5 separate regions of the Homo sapiens genome follow, and all the other regions are linked to region 1. The links are chromatin contacts, found by Hi-C or POLR2A ChIA-PET in ENCODE. All regions are on one chromosome and are shown on one strand. The core of a region is the stretch at or near the end of the contact, and the rest is flanking DNA. Distances in the headings are between cores, read along the strand shown.

Region 1 (2,700 bases), core at 26-2,525:
TCTGTAAACCTCACAGAACCCCCCTCTGTCTTTGTGAAATAAAATGAACACAAACTTCTGTCTGGGGCGGCCTGGGTTAATAATGAACACGGGGCAGCCTCGAAAGAAAAGAAATCTCACAGATAAAGACTAAAAGAGAAGTGTAAGATACCAGGAATTTTTGTGGCAAATGGAGAGTGCTTCTGGGCTGATTTTTAATTGAAAGTAAAATTCCCCTTTGGGAGGCTGAGGCAGGCGGATCACAAGATCAGGGATCGAGACCATCCTAGCTAACATGGTGAAACCCCGTCTCTACTAAAAATACAAAAAATTAGCTGGGTGTGGCGGCAGGTGCCAGTAATCCCAGCTACTTGGGAGGCTGAGGCAGGAGAATCGCTTGAATCCGGGAGGCAGAGGTTGCAGTGAGCTGCAATCGTGCCACTGCACACCAGCCTGGGCAACAAGAGTGAAACTCTGTCTCAAAAAAAAAAAAAAAAAAGGGAAAGTAAAATTCTAAGAAACTTTACCAGTAACTGTCAGAAAGCCTCCCTATTCATTTGCTCATTCCTTCATTCACTCACGCATTCACTCATCAAACATTTATTCAGCGTTTCTATATATTTGTGCAGGTGCTGCTTCCTTGCTCCTCCCACAGGAGACCTTTGTGGTCGATTTCCTGTCCTTTGGGGCTGCTGACCACACCAGTGTGGGGGAAGAGCCCCCAGGGGATGAGCTTGCACGTAGACAGGAAATGGAAATAGAAGCAGCTCATTCTTAAAATGCATCAACATCAAATGTGTCTTCGTTTCAGGAATGAGAAGAATTTTTTAGGAAATAAAGCTTGCCCTTTCAAGCACCAAACCATGCCTCTGAATGTTTTCTCAATTAATCTTTTTTTTTTTTTTTTTTTTTTTTTGAGACAGTTTTGCTCTTGTCGCCCAGGCTGGAGTGCAGTGACGCGATCTCGGCTCACTGCAACCTCCGCCTCCTGGGTTCAAACGATTCTCTTGCCTTAGCCTCCCTGAGGCTAGGAATTACAGGCACCCGCCGCCACCCCTGGCTAATTTTTGTATTTTTAGTAGAGACAGGGTTTCGCCATGTTAGCCAGGCTGGTCTCGAACTCCTGACCTCAGGTGATCCACCCACCTCGGCCTCCCAGAGTGCTGGGATTAGAGGCGTGAGCCAGGCGCCTGGCTGTTTTCTCAATGAGTCTCAATGGAAGCTCATTGTATGCACCGTGCCATAAAACGGTGGCGATGGCAGGAGCTATCAGTAGGCGAGGGTAGCCCTATCCTACATTGAGTGGCTGTTACTGTTTGACTTCTCATGTATGATTCCTCATTTCAGCAGCACCAGCTGTGTTCTGCACTTAGTGGGTGAGTGGAGGCTGCAGTCCAGCCCACCGCTCTGCTGGCCTTTTTGTAATTTACTCAGGCAGGGAGGGTGAGGTTTTGCAATTCATCCATCCAAAGAGGAACTTGCTGTAATTTGTCTACTCAGAGGGGTGCCTCTTTCTGATTTGAACAAAGTGCCTTCTGTGTTGGCTGCAGCCCTGCCTGGGCTGTGTCTGCTCCTCCACCCAACTGCCAGTTTGCTGAAGGCTGGGAAGCCGGAATAAGCACATGCAATTGTCTTGTATGTAAAATGAAGAAACAAAGCCTGAGAACTGATCAATGAAAAGAGCATCAAACTTCCATCCATGGACTTGCAACTTCTATTTGCTCAGAGGGCCCTCTGGCTGTCTTCTGAGTTCCTGGCAGTGTTTTGGGTGGCTGAGGTTGGTGAGTAAATCAAAGAGCCTCTTCAGAACATAATCCATGGGGCAGAAATTGCACAAGACCTGAGAGGTTAGAGATGAATGAATGAGACATAGTCCTTGCCCCCTGGGGTGCGTGGTCTACCAGTCTGTCACCTCATAATGACCGCAGGGTGGCTGTACTTGCCCAAGACCCCTGGAACAGACGTCACACACCTATGGCCCACCATTAGCACACTGAAACTGTCTCACCGCCCCATGCACGCAGCATGCTTGTGATGGTTTATGTGTCAACTTGACCAGGCCAAGGGAGGCCCAGATGGCTGGTGAAGCATTATTTCTGGAGGTGTCCATGAGGCTATTTCCAGGAAAGATGAGCATCTGAATGCAGGGAGTGAGTCAAGATCTGCCCTCAGCCATGTGGGTGGGCATCACGTGATCTGCTGAGGGCCTGAATAGGAGAAGAGGGAGGAGGAAGGGCAGATGTGCTCTCTGTGCTTCAGCTGGGACATCCATCCTGCCCTTGGACAAAATCAGCGCTCTTGGTTCTCCAGCCTTCGGACTTGGACTGAGACTGACGCCGTCATCTTCCCTGGTTCTCAGGCCTTTGGACTCAGACTGGAATTACACCACTGACTTTCCTGGGCCTCTAGTTTACAGACCACGGATTACAGACTTCTCAGCCTCCACAATCACAGGAGCCAATCCCTGCTAATACATCCTTTTGTTCTCTACCCACTCCCCACCCACCTCCCAGTCTCTCTCTCTATCCTATTTGTTGTGTTCCTCTGGAGTGGCCTGACTAATACAATGCTTAAGAAGACTAACCATTTCGCAGACTCATGTAAGAGACTCTCAGAGACTTTGCTCTGTCTAGTATATTTTTAAAATTCACTTTTCACATAAAAAACCATGCGTATGGTAAAAATCTGAAAGGCACAGATAGCTATGCAGTGAAAAGCCAG
Region 2 (2,700 bases), core at 17-2,516, 1.2 Mb before region 1:
GGTAGATTGTTTTTCCGACAAATTATCAAACGACCCATCATTGCACTCTTTCAAAATTTGATTCTCAGACGTACCCATTCTTTTTTTTTTTCCTCCGGGAAGATGAGATATACTCATTCTTGAAAATACCTCCGGGCTTGCCTTCTGCACACTTCTTTCCCTCCCTGTCTCACGCCATGGTAGCGTCCGCCTAGGTTGCAGGCGACCCGCGGGGTGGGGCACACCATTCAAAGAAGGGGAGGGATTGAGGTTTGCATCAAAACAAATACCCCTGCCTTTGCAAAGGCCATAACTAAGTAATCCAGAAAAAGAAATGCAGGCGGAGAATAGCAGCCTCCCTCTGCCAAGTAAGAGGAACCGGCCTAAAGGACATTTTCTCTCTCTCTCCTCCCCTCTCATCGGGTGAATAGTGAGCTGCTCCGGCAAAAAGAAACCGGAAATGCTGCTGCAAGAGGCAGAAATGTAAATGTGGAGCCAAACAATAACAGGGCTGCCGGGCCTCTCAGATTGCGACGGTCCTCCTCGGCCTGGCGGGCAAACCCCTGGTTTAGCACTTCTCACTTCCACGACTGACAGCCTTCAATTGGATTTTCTCCATCTAGCGGAGCCGGGGGCTGCCTGGAAAGATCGCTCCAGGAAGGACAAAGGTCCGGAAGTTGTGGGACCTTAGCAGCTTGGGCTCCCCGGATCACCCCCAAATGATCATTTCGGAATGGAGCCCCAGTTTTCACTAGGATGCCATGGGCTCTAAAATATACAGCTATGAGTTCTCAATGTTTCGAGATCCAAAAGTCTCAGACCTCAATGCTTTGTGCATCTTTTATTTCAGGGATTCCCTACGCCCAGCACCGGGTGGATGTGCAAAGAAGTACGCTTTAGGCCGGCTCAAGGTTCCCCAAAGCTCCACTCCTCTGCCTAGGCGTTCAACTTTGAGTTCGGATGGTCCTAACATCCCCATCATCTACACCCAGGTCTCCCAACAATGCAACTCCTATGATGATCCCTCTAGCCAAGCTTCCATCCCACTCACCCCCAAACTCGCTAAGTCCCCACTGCCCCACCCCCAGCCCCAGCGATTTTCCCGAGCTGAAAATACACGGAGCCGAGAGCCCGTGACTCAGAGAGGACTCATCAAGTTCAGTCAGGAGCTTACCCAATCCAGGGAAGCGTGTCACCGTCGTGGAAAGCACGCTCCCAGCCCGAACGCAAAGTGTCCCCGGAGCCCAGCAGCTACCTGCTCCCTGGACGGTGGCTCTAGACTTTTGAGAAGCTCAAAACTTTTAGCGCCAGTCTTGAGCACATGGGAGGGGAAAACCCCAATCCCATCAACCCCTGCGAGGCTCCTGGCACAAAGCTGGACAGTCGCCATGACAAGTAAGGGCAAGTAATCCGCCTGCCGGAGGAAGCAAAGGAAATGGAGTTGGGGAGGAGGGTGCAGAGTCAGGATTCTCGCCGACCTGGTGCCGTAGATACTAACATTTTGGGGTGGAAAATTCTGCAAGCCAGAGCTGTGAGGGCAGAATTGGTGGAAATCATTTTGGAGGAATCCTGCATTGTGTCAAATATGAAGGGTGGAAGGAAGAAAGCTTTTGCGTTTGCTCTCAGCTGGATCCTTTCTTCTCATCAGTTAAAATGTCATTTTTTAGGAAGGCTTTCCGTAATATCACACCCTAACGTTTTCTCCCAGATACTTTATATCACACCATCTTATTTAATCTCCTTCACAACCCTTATCACTCTGATAAGATTTATTTGTTCATTGCTTTCAGTACATGGAAACGTAAGCCTTATGAGGATATAGAATTTTTCTACTATCTTATTCATTGTTGTATTCCTGAGTGCCTATATCAGTGCTGGGTAGCAAGTAAGAGCTCGATAATAAATATTTTTTGAATGAGGGAGACAGGTCTGAAGCCTGGAGAATGAGATGCAGAAGAGGTGCAAGACCTGCTGCGCCCTCTGCAGGCGGCGGGGGGGCGGTGCAGGTGCTTTAAGAATTACCGCGGGACTCGGTAGGGGGAGCGTAGGCGCTTCTCGCCAAGATAGAAGCGTTCAGACTACAACTCCCAGCAGCCACGAGGAGCCCTAGGGCTTGATGGGAACGGGAAACCTTCTAACCTTTCACGTCCCGGCTCCGCGGGTTCCGTGGGTCGCCCGCGAAATCTGATCCGGGATGCGGCGGCCCAATCGGAAGGTGGACCGAAATCCCGCGACAGCAAGAGGCCCGTAGCGACCCGCGGTGCTAAGGAACACAGTGCTTTCAAAAGAATTGGCGTCCGCTGTTCGCCTCTCCTCCCGGGAGTCTTCTGCCTACTCCCAGAAGAGGAGGGAAGCACAGGTGGGTTTCTTTAGCTCTGCGTCGGATCCCTGAGAACTTCGAAGCCATCCTGGCTGAGGCTAATCTCCGCTGTGCTTCCTCTGCAGTATGAAGACTTTGGAGACTCAACCGTTAGCTCCGGACTGCTGTCCTTCAGACCAGGACCCAGCTCCAGCCCATCCTTCTCCCCACGCTTCCCCGATGAATAAAAATGCGGACTCTGAACTGATGCCACCGCCTCCCGAAAGGGGGGATCCGCCCCGGTTGTCCCCAGATCCTGTGGCTGGCTCAGCTGTGTCCCAGGAGCTACGGGAGGGGGACCCAGTTTCTCTCTCCACTCCCCTGGAAACAGAGTTTGGTTCCCCTAGTGAGTTGAGTCCTCG
Region 3 (2,700 bases), core at 101-2,600, 1.0 Mb before region 1:
CCCCCTGGCCTTATCGCTTTTGTCCGTTCTTCCTGGCCAGACCTCAGAGATCTGTTCCTGACCCCAGGCACCTCCCCCTCAATAGAGTGGAGGGGCCCAGCCTCGGCCGCCTGCCGCTGCTCCCCTTGGGGACCTGAGCCCGTTCTCTGACCCCAGCTTAGAGGAACTCGGTGTTGCCAGGCCGGGGTGGGAAACAATGGGCCTTCCGGAGCAGGATGACACCCCCTCCCGCCACAATTCTGGAGCAGCAGCCGTGGGAGGGAAGATGCAGGGGCCCACCCTGGGGCCTGTTGGTCCGTCATTCAGCCCTGCCCCCCATCTCTACCCCTGAACTTGAGAGAACCTTTGGCACCCCTGGACATCTTGGTTGGGAGAGGAGGGTTGAGGGTGCTCCCGACTTCAGATGAGCCCTTTCCTCTAGGGATGGGGTGTGCTATCCTGCACCGGCATCCCAGCTACACACAGACACAGGCCCATTCGGTCATAAGTTTAATGAAGTCTGAAAGGTAAGCGCCATCGTGGTCAGAGATACGGAGGCCCGGTCAGACTCTCCCTCTGCACCTCAATGGAAACGATGTGGTGTCCGGGTACCATGGCCAGGCCCAGCACACGGGGCTCCCCGGCAGAGAAGGAATCTGGAAAGAAGGATCAGAGCATCAGGAAAGTAGGCCAGAATCAGTCCCGCCCCTCTGAGCCACGAAAACGAGCCCCAGAAAACAAGGGTTGCAGCCAGGCCCTTAAGGGGAAATGCCTTGCGTAAGGTTCCGCCACATTACCAGGCGGGTGTGCATTCCCCGGGCACTGACCCGACGGCTTGAGGAACTCCTGCGCCGAGCCCAGGATGACATTGCAGTCACGGTCAGTGCAGAGGAAGCAGCCGACCAGTGTCCGTCCATCTGTCATGCGAATGCGCATAGTCTTGTTGAGCAGCGCCTCTAGCTGCTGTCGGGCGCGCTCAGCCGCCGAGTCCTCGCGCTCTCCGTCCGAATCCTGCGCGGGGTGTAACAAGCGCTCAGACCGCGCAGCCCAGGCTGCCCGCCCGCGGAACCACAGCTCCCGGCAGCCCGCGGGGCACTCACACAAAGCCCAGAGGCTGCCGGGAGCTGCAGTTCCCCACCCCCTCCATCTTGCTGCTTGACTGCCCCTCAGTCCCAGAACCAGAGCCCGTGCTAACCCCAGCACTGGAGCTGCTCTGACGCCGACTGCAACAGCCATTCTCTTCTCGTAGCAGCATGGTCGGTCCAGCTCCGGCCATTTGCCCGGAGGCCTCCTCTGGGCCTTTCAACTTCCTAAGCACCTTTCAGGTTGGGTGGTCCGAGATCTCGCGAGCGCTCCCGACCTCTTTCCTTTCGCGAGATCCCCTCTCCTCCCCCTCCTAGTCTCCTCGGCAACGGCACAGATCTCGCGAGCTTCTCCTACTTCTCTAGCGCTGTGGCTCACTGAAGCGTACTACGCCGGATGTCTTAAGATATCGCGAGACCTTTACCTCTGGTTTCTTACACATCCTTTAGAAACTGGAATTTAGCGAGAATACATTCTTTCATACTGCCTCCTCCCTTGTTTTTCTGTCTCAGAGAGATAGTCTGTCCTAAATATCCCATGTAGCCCAGGCCACTGAATTAAAACGGAGCGTATTCGTTCTCTGCCCCACCCCGCAACTCCTGAAAGCGGCGCAACTCAATTACTTGATCCTTATATGCCCCACGCGGGACTCATACTACGTTTCCCGTGAACACGTGCAGTCCAAACCCCGCCCCTGATATTTATCTCAGTGGACGGTGGCCGGAAAAGGACAATGGTTTCCATGTCAGCGGATAAACGCTCTCCCCTCGGCTCCCGGACGCGACGGAGGTCGTAGTAGTAGTGAGTACGTGCTGAGGAGCAAAGGAGTAACCAAGAGATCCAGTGACCGACAGAGCAAGAGCCATGCCGCGCCGGGGCCTGGTGGCTGGGCCAGACTTGGAGTATTTTCAGCGTCGCTATTTCACGCCGGCGGAGGTGGCCCAACATAACAGGCCCGAAGACCTCTGGGTATCTTACCTGGGACGCGTGTACGACCTAACGTCATTGGCACAGGAATACAAGGGTAAGGGCCACACGTTGGGCCGGGGCCGGAGTGTGTGTGTGTGCACGCGCGCGTTTGCCTGGTTCTCGAAGGGCTGGCATTGACAGTGGCTGTGCTGCTCTTTTCAAGGGAACCTGCTGCTGAAACCCATCGTGGAAGTTGCAGGCCAGGATATCAGCCACTGGTTTGATCCAAAGACCAGAGACGTGAGTTATGCTGGAACCTGGGATTGTGGGTAGAGGAAATGGAGAGCGGGGATGGGAAGGAAAGGCGGAGGCTAGCCAGAGCCTAATGGCTGCTCTGACACCCTCGCCCCAAACCCTCCTTTAAAGATCCGCAAGCACATAGATCCGCTGACCGGCTGCCTGAGGTACTGCACCCCGCGGGGCCGCTTTGTGCACGTTCCGCCTCAGCTGCCCTGTTCGGACTGGGCCAACGATTTTGGGAAGCCCTGGTGGCAGGGGTCGTATTATGAGGTGGGGCGGCTGTCTGCCAAGACCCGGAGCATCCGCATCATTAACACGCTCACGTCGCAGGAGCACACACTGGAGGTGAGAACTGGTGACAAGGAGCAGGTTAGAAGGAATGGGGAATCCCAGCAAATCTCCAGGCCGATCTTCAGGGCAACATTTTTT
Region 4 (2,700 bases), core at 75-2,574, 1.1 Mb before region 1:
TAGCTGGGATTACAGGCACGCGCCACCATGCCCAGCTATTTTTTTTTTTTTTTGTATTTTTAGTAGAGACAGGGTTTCACCATGTTGGCCAGGCTGTTCTTGAACTCCTGACCTCAGGTGATCCTCCGGCCTTGGCCTCCCAAAGTGCTGGGATTACAGGCATGAGCCACCGTGCCCAGACTTTTTTCAAATATTTTTGATCCTCTGTTGGTTGAATCCACGGATGTGGATACGGAAGGCTGGCTGTACTTCACTTCTGACACCAGATGTGGTGGGGATTTTCCCCACCCAAGCAGTTCTCCAGGGGACACTGGCTGGGTGTCCTATGATATAACTCAAGTCTGAAATGGTCTACCTGGAGTTAGAGTCAGATCGCACAGGTGGAGGGCTCAGTCCCACAATACACCCGCCGCTTCTGATGCTAACCGAAAGCCCAGTGTTTTACCTGTGTTTCTGCCTGGCCGGTTATAAATCAAGGGTTCCCACCACCCCCTTGTCAGGTTCAGTTAATTTGCTAGAGTGGCTCACAGAACTCAGGAAACACTTCACCTACTATTGCTGATTTATTGCAAAGGATATTTTAAAAGATACAAATAAGGCTGGGCACGGTGACTCACGCCTGTAATCCCAGCACTTTGGGAGGCCAAGGTGGGCCGATCACTTGAGGTCAGGAGTTCAAGAACAGCCTGGCCAACATGGTGAAACCCTGTCTCTACAAAAATACAAAAATTAGCCAGGCATGATGGCGGGTGCCTGTAATGCCAGCTACTGGGGAGGCTGAGGCGGGAGAATCATTTGAACCCGGGAGGTGGAGGTTGCAGTGAGCTGAGATTGCATCATTGCACTCCAGCCTGGGTGACAGATCGAGACTCCGTCTCAAAAAAAAAAATCAGAAATTGTGGGGCAGGTGCAGTGGCTCATGCCTGTAATCCCAGCACGTTGGGAGGCTGAGGTGGGAGGATCACTTGAGGTCAGGAGTTTGAGACCAGCCTGGGCAAAATAACAAGACGCCATCTCTACAAAAAAAGAAAGAGAGAGAGAGAGCAATAAATTGTTGCAATACTGGGCCCACATTCATTCCCATAGGGAAAAAAAACCAGGCTGGAGCTGAGGGACGGCTGCCTGCCCTGGGCCAGCCCACCTGCCTGTTCCACAGTGGGAAACAGAGGAAGATTCTCATGTAGGGGAGGTGGTGTGATGGAGACTGTTTAACAAGCTGATTCTGGTAGTGGTGTGTAGAACAAACCAGAGGAATGAGAGCCTGAAATCAAGAAGAGCCCTTGGGAAGCTGTTGGCAATGACCCAGGCAGGAAGTGATAGAATCCCGACCAGGATGGTGGGGGTAGTGTTGGTGGCAACAGAAAGGAAGGCGGACTCGAGACACACGGGGAAGGTGGACCTTACAGGACACCGCGCTTTCCGGAAGCCCCGCCTCTCCACACCCTGTCCTATTCTTTCCCCCAGGTTGCTGGGAGAAAAACGGCAGGAGCTGCTGGCCCAAGCCAATAAACTGCGGACAGGCTTGTTCAAGATCGACGAAACTAGGGAAAAGGTGCAAGTGATGTCGTTGGAGCTGGAGGATGCCAAGAAGAAGGTGGCTGAGTTCCAGAAGCAGTGTGAGGAGTACCTGGTCATCATTGTGCAGCAGAAGCGGGAGGCAGATGAGCAGCAGAAGGTCCAGGGCCCACGCCCACCCCCCGTGCCCCACTCCCACCAGTGCCGGCTACTGCGTCAGGGAACCCATGTTCCCCCCTTCTTAAATTTTCTTTAGTGACTGGGTGCAGTGGCTCACGCCTGTAATCCCAGCACTTTGGGAGGCTGAGGCAGGAGGATCACCTGAGGTCAGGAGTTCGAGACCAACTTGGCCAACATGGTGAAACCCTGTCTCTACTAAAAATACAAAGATTAGCTGGGCGTGGTGGCGGGTGCCTGTAATCCCAGCTACTCGGGAGGCTGAGGCAGGAGAATCGCTTAAACCCTGGGGGCGGAGGTTGCAGTGAACTGAGATTGCACCACTGCACTCCAGCCTGGGCGAAAGAGCTAGACTCCATCTCAAAAAAAAAAAAAAATTCTTTAGCTTTCTCTTTCATCTTTTCCACCAACACCGTCACTCCCACCTTTGCCCAAGGCAAAGACAAAAAACCCTTGTCCTTTTTTCATCCCTAGGCCGTAACAGCCAACAGTGAAAAGATTGCAGTTGAGGAAATCAAGTGTCAGGCACTGGCTGACAATGCCCAGAAAGATCTAGAAGAGGCACTGCCCGCCCTGGAAGAGGCCATGCGGGTACCAGGGGCGGGTGCAAGGATGGGAGCCAGGAACGCGAGGCCCCGGGGAAGGGAATGGGCCAGTCTTCTTTGTCCTCAAAGACTCTGGGGAAGTGGGAAGAAGAGGTGGCACCTCAGCTAGGTTCTGTCTCCAGAAGGTCCTGTCTTACCCTCACTTTATCCCCTTTTCCCCCAGGCCCTGGAGTCTCTGAACAAGAAGGATATAGGAGAGATCAAGTCTTATGGACGGCCCCCAGCCCAAGTGGAGATAGTGATGCAGGCAGTTATGATTCTTCGAGGCAACGAGCCCACATGGGCAGAGGCCAAGAGGCAGCTAGGTAAGCTAGAGACAATGAAATCAATGACTTCCACTCACCCAGTGTTTATTGATCGTCGGCTGTGCAGCAGACACTCAGAAAGATAGGGATGGATGAGG
Region 5 (2,700 bases), core at 197-2,696, 1.2 Mb after region 1:
GTTTTGTAACAGCAAAGAGGGGACAGTTTTGATGCTGTTAAACATTAACAGCCGTCTCCGACACCACTTTGACATTGCATCACACAGACGAACAGATACAATCACAGACAACAATGCATCACTCCAGGCAACACACAGAAATCACTGTCATTGCAAATCCCAGTAGGGCCCCCAGCCAAGGGCAAGGGACCTTTCCGGGCCATTACAAACCAGGAGGCTGATCTGCTGTGGCCTGACCTCAGCAGAACACACTAGTCCTGCAGACATTTAATTCTTTAGGATTCCCCAAAGTTAATCTCTCAGAGTATGGAAGACTCACGAATACATTCTAAGGGTTTACTGTTTGGGTTCATCCTAGCATCTCAATCCAGAAGTCACTTTGGTTTTCCTTTATTAACCATCCTTAGTGATTAGCGTTGGCCGTGAAAAACACGCTACTGGTCTCTCCTTGTGGCCTCTGCAAATAGATAGGTTGCTACATATGAAGCCACACACACGAACGGCAGACAGCAGAGAATCCGTGATCCCAAAGCAAAAAGACTGATGATATTTCCACCAACCTGAGTTTTCCTGAGTTCAACGGCATCAGATAAGACCAACCCTCTTATTATTTTTTTCGTTTCAGTCAAGTTGAAAACTGTCAACCAAAATAGGCCTTATTTGCTGTAGGCCCTTGTCCTCTGTAGGATGAATTGGGTTGTCTTAAAATGATAATTAATAGGCCGAGCACGGTGGCTCATGCCTGTAATCCTAGCACGTTGGGAAGCCAAGACGGGCAGATCATGAGGTCACGAGTTCAAAACCAGCCTGGCCAATATTGTGAAATCCTGTCTCTATTAAAAATACGAAAATTAGCTGGGCGTGGTGGCACGTGCCTGTAGTCCCAGCTACTTGGGAAGCTGAGGCAGTAGAATCACTTGAACCTGGGAGGCAGAGGTTGCAGTGAGCTGAGATAGTGCCACCGCACTCCGGCCTGGGTGACAGAGCGAGACTCCGTCAAAAAAAAAAAAAAAAAAAAAAAGATAATTAATAAGAAAACACATCTGGGTAGGGTGATGACTCACTTTTGTAACTGCTTCACAGTCATGAACGGAAAAATTATTCATCAGCCCAAGCAGTCTCTAGGGTACAGGGTCTCAGGGACGCCCCCTTCCTCCATACGTGGCCCCCTGTCTGCATGATCAATCAACCAACTAATAGTTACTAACTACCCTTTCCTGAATCCTGTGTGGGATGCAGGCAGGTATTGTATGTAGGACCTGACTCCTAAAATTCGGAAGCTAAGTCGCAAACATGGGCAAAAAAAAGGAATAAGTATCAAAGGAGTCTTCAACAGTGCCAAATGCTATGTGATAAGCTGGCAGACAATAAGAGCTTTCAGAATCCAGAGGAGGGCGAGGTCACTCTTGGCTGGGATGGTACAGGGAGGCTTCCCAAAAGATAAAGAACTTGCCTCACAGCAGGGATAAAAAACAAGGGCTTGACTGGAGCCCGAGGAACATGATGTACGAAGCAGAATAAGGTTTGATAAAGGACGGGACATAAGGAAATGAGAGACAGCGAAGTTGATTCGGAAGGAAATGACAGAAGTTCGAACCAGTAACTCGAAGAGATGTGGCTATGGTGACAGCCAGTTTAGGGGGATGCAGTAGAGTCTGTTGACCATGGATCCAAGTTCAAAGTGTTCGGTGGGGAGTAGGGGTGAGTCTGGCCCTTGGCACATGGAGCTGGAGCTGGAGGCATCTGCTCAGAGATGGTGGTGAGATCCTACAGGCTGACAAGGAGTTCACAGAGAAAGAAAGGACCTTGAGCTGAACCTTGGGGCATGCTCTTGCTTAAGCAGTGGGAGAAGAATTATTCTCCCCCAGCATGCCTCAGGCCCAATCCCTCCCTCTCCTGTGCCTTTCATTAGTGCATGCAACACCCCCAGGGCCCCTCTCCAAGACTTTCAAAGGCAAGAACCAGGTCTTCATCTTTTTCACCTCTAACCAGACTAGTGCTCAACACTCAGGGGCTACATGGGGAATGAACGATGTGAGTTCTGAGAATCAGGCAGAGAAACCAAATGAAGAGGGGGGATACAAGAAGAAATAAGTACAGCTGACCCTTGAACAACACGAGGGTTTAGAGGTGCTAACCCCCATCTCCCCATGTGGTTGAAAATCTGTACCTAACTTTTGACTCCCTCAAAAGTTAACTACTAACAACCTACTGCTGACTAGAAGCCTTAGCGATAACCTAAACAGTTGATAAACATGTATTCTGTATGTTATCCATATTACAGACTTTATTCCTAAAGTAAGCTAGAGAAAAATAAAATGTTAAGAAAATCATAAGGGGCCGGGCACAGTAGCTCACACCTATAATCCCAACACCTTGGGAGGCTGAAGTGGGAGGATGGCTTGAGCCCAGGAGTTCGAGACCAGCCTGGGCAGTCTGGTGAGTGAGAGCCCATCTCTACAAAAATAAGTGAAGATAAAAAATAAAAATAAATTAACCTGGCATGGTGCATGCCTGTAGACCCAGCTACTAGGCAGACTGAGGCAAGAGTATTCTTGAACCCTGGAAGTTGAGGCTGTAGTGAGCCAAGATTGCTCCACTGCACTCCAGCCTGGGCAACAGAGTGAGACCCTGTCTCTAAATAAATAAATAAAATCATAAGAAAGAGAAAATACACCTACAGTACTGTACTGTATTTAC

Evidence for each region. A loop is a pair of places that touch in the nucleus more often than their neighbours do. ChIA-PET counts read pairs that join two places held with the same protein, here RNA polymerase II (POLR2A). Pooled maps may share reads with other maps.
Region 2: a pooled map shows a loop between it and region 1 (5-fold over the local background). The contact joins the promoter of TP53 here to the enhancer-like site in region 1. A Hi-C loop is called at or near these places in 1 of 37 single-sample maps with no recorded cell type and 2 of 50 pooled maps. POLR2A ChIA-PET finds 5 or more read pairs at or near these places in 1 of 52 experiments (activated B cell).
Region 3: a loop to region 1 is called in a pooled map, with 5 times the contacts of the local background. The contact joins the promoter of NAA38 here to the enhancer-like site in region 1. A Hi-C loop is called at or near these places in 4 of 37 single-sample maps with no recorded cell type and 4 of 50 pooled maps. POLR2A ChIA-PET finds 5 or more read pairs at or near these places in 1 of 52 experiments (A549).
Region 4: a loop to region 1 is called in a map of sciatic nerve, with 17 times the contacts of the local background. The contact joins two enhancer-like sites. A Hi-C loop is called at or near these places in 1 of 168 maps with a recorded cell type or tissue (sciatic nerve). POLR2A ChIA-PET finds 5 or more read pairs at or near these places in 1 of 52 experiments (naive thymus-derived CD4-positive, alpha-beta T cell).
Region 5: a map with no recorded cell type shows a loop between it and region 1 (12-fold over the local background). The contact joins two enhancer-like sites. A Hi-C loop is called at or near these places in 2 of 37 single-sample maps with no recorded cell type and 5 of 50 pooled maps.

The regions. Positions count from the first base shown.
Region 1 is chr17:8,857,441-8,860,140 of GRCh38, forward strand. The region is part of intron 1 of PIK3R6 (phosphoinositide-3-kinase regulatory subunit 6); the gene reads right to left. Among named protein-coding and RNA genes, the nearest start is that of PIK3R6, 8.9 kb to the right of the region's middle. RefSeq lists an enhancer at 2,000-2,259. Within about 2 kb of position 1,276, at least 8 of the 41 ENCODE cell types and tissues checked have a DNase peak (open chromatin) inside an H3K27ac peak, as active enhancers do.
Region 2 is chr17:7,686,224-7,688,923 of GRCh38, forward strand. It overlaps TP53 (tumor protein p53), which reads right to left and starts at 1,267. Exons shown (of 11, transcript NM_000546.6): 1 at 1,154-1,267. WRAP53 (WD repeat containing antisense to TP53) reads left to right here and starts at 2,254. Exons shown (of 11, transcript NM_001143992.2): 1 at 2,254-2,338; 2 at 2,425-2,700. The coding sequence starts at 2,426. RefSeq lists enhancers at 1-117, 137-684, 148-197, 158-1,357, 2,156-2,205.
Region 3 is chr17:7,856,209-7,858,908 of GRCh38, forward strand. It overlaps NAA38 (N-alpha-acetyltransferase 38, NatC auxiliary subunit), which reads right to left and starts at 1,351. Exons shown (of 3, transcript NM_001320925.4): 1 at 1,175-1,351; 2 at 807-990; 3 at 477-635. The coding sequence starts at 1,255. The coding sequence ends at 523. CYB5D1 (cytochrome b5 domain containing 1) reads left to right here and starts at 1,795. Exons shown (of 4, transcript NM_144607.6): 1 at 1,795-2,086; 2 at 2,195-2,271; 3 at 2,398-2,616. The coding sequence starts at 1,927. RefSeq lists enhancers at 1-314, 436-515, 1,048-1,910, 1,166-1,535, 1,263-1,557 and 2 more.
Region 4 is chr17:7,802,792-7,805,491 of GRCh38, forward strand. DNAH2 (dynein axonemal heavy chain 2) reads left to right here. Exons shown (of 86, transcript NM_020877.5): 59 at 1,465-1,675; 60 at 2,167-2,283; 61 at 2,461-2,602. Among named protein-coding and RNA genes, the nearest start is that of KDM6B, 30 kb to the right of the region's middle. Within about 2 kb of position 1,325, at least 3 of the 41 ENCODE cell types and tissues checked have a DNase peak (open chromatin) inside an H3K27ac peak, as active enhancers do.
Region 5 is chr17:10,041,295-10,043,994 of GRCh38, forward strand. The region is part of intron 1 of GAS7 (growth arrest specific 7); the gene reads right to left. Among named protein-coding and RNA genes, the nearest start is that of RCVRN, 140 kb to the left of the region's middle. Within about 2 kb of position 1,447, at least 5 of the 41 ENCODE cell types and tissues checked have a DNase peak (open chromatin) inside an H3K27ac peak, as active enhancers do.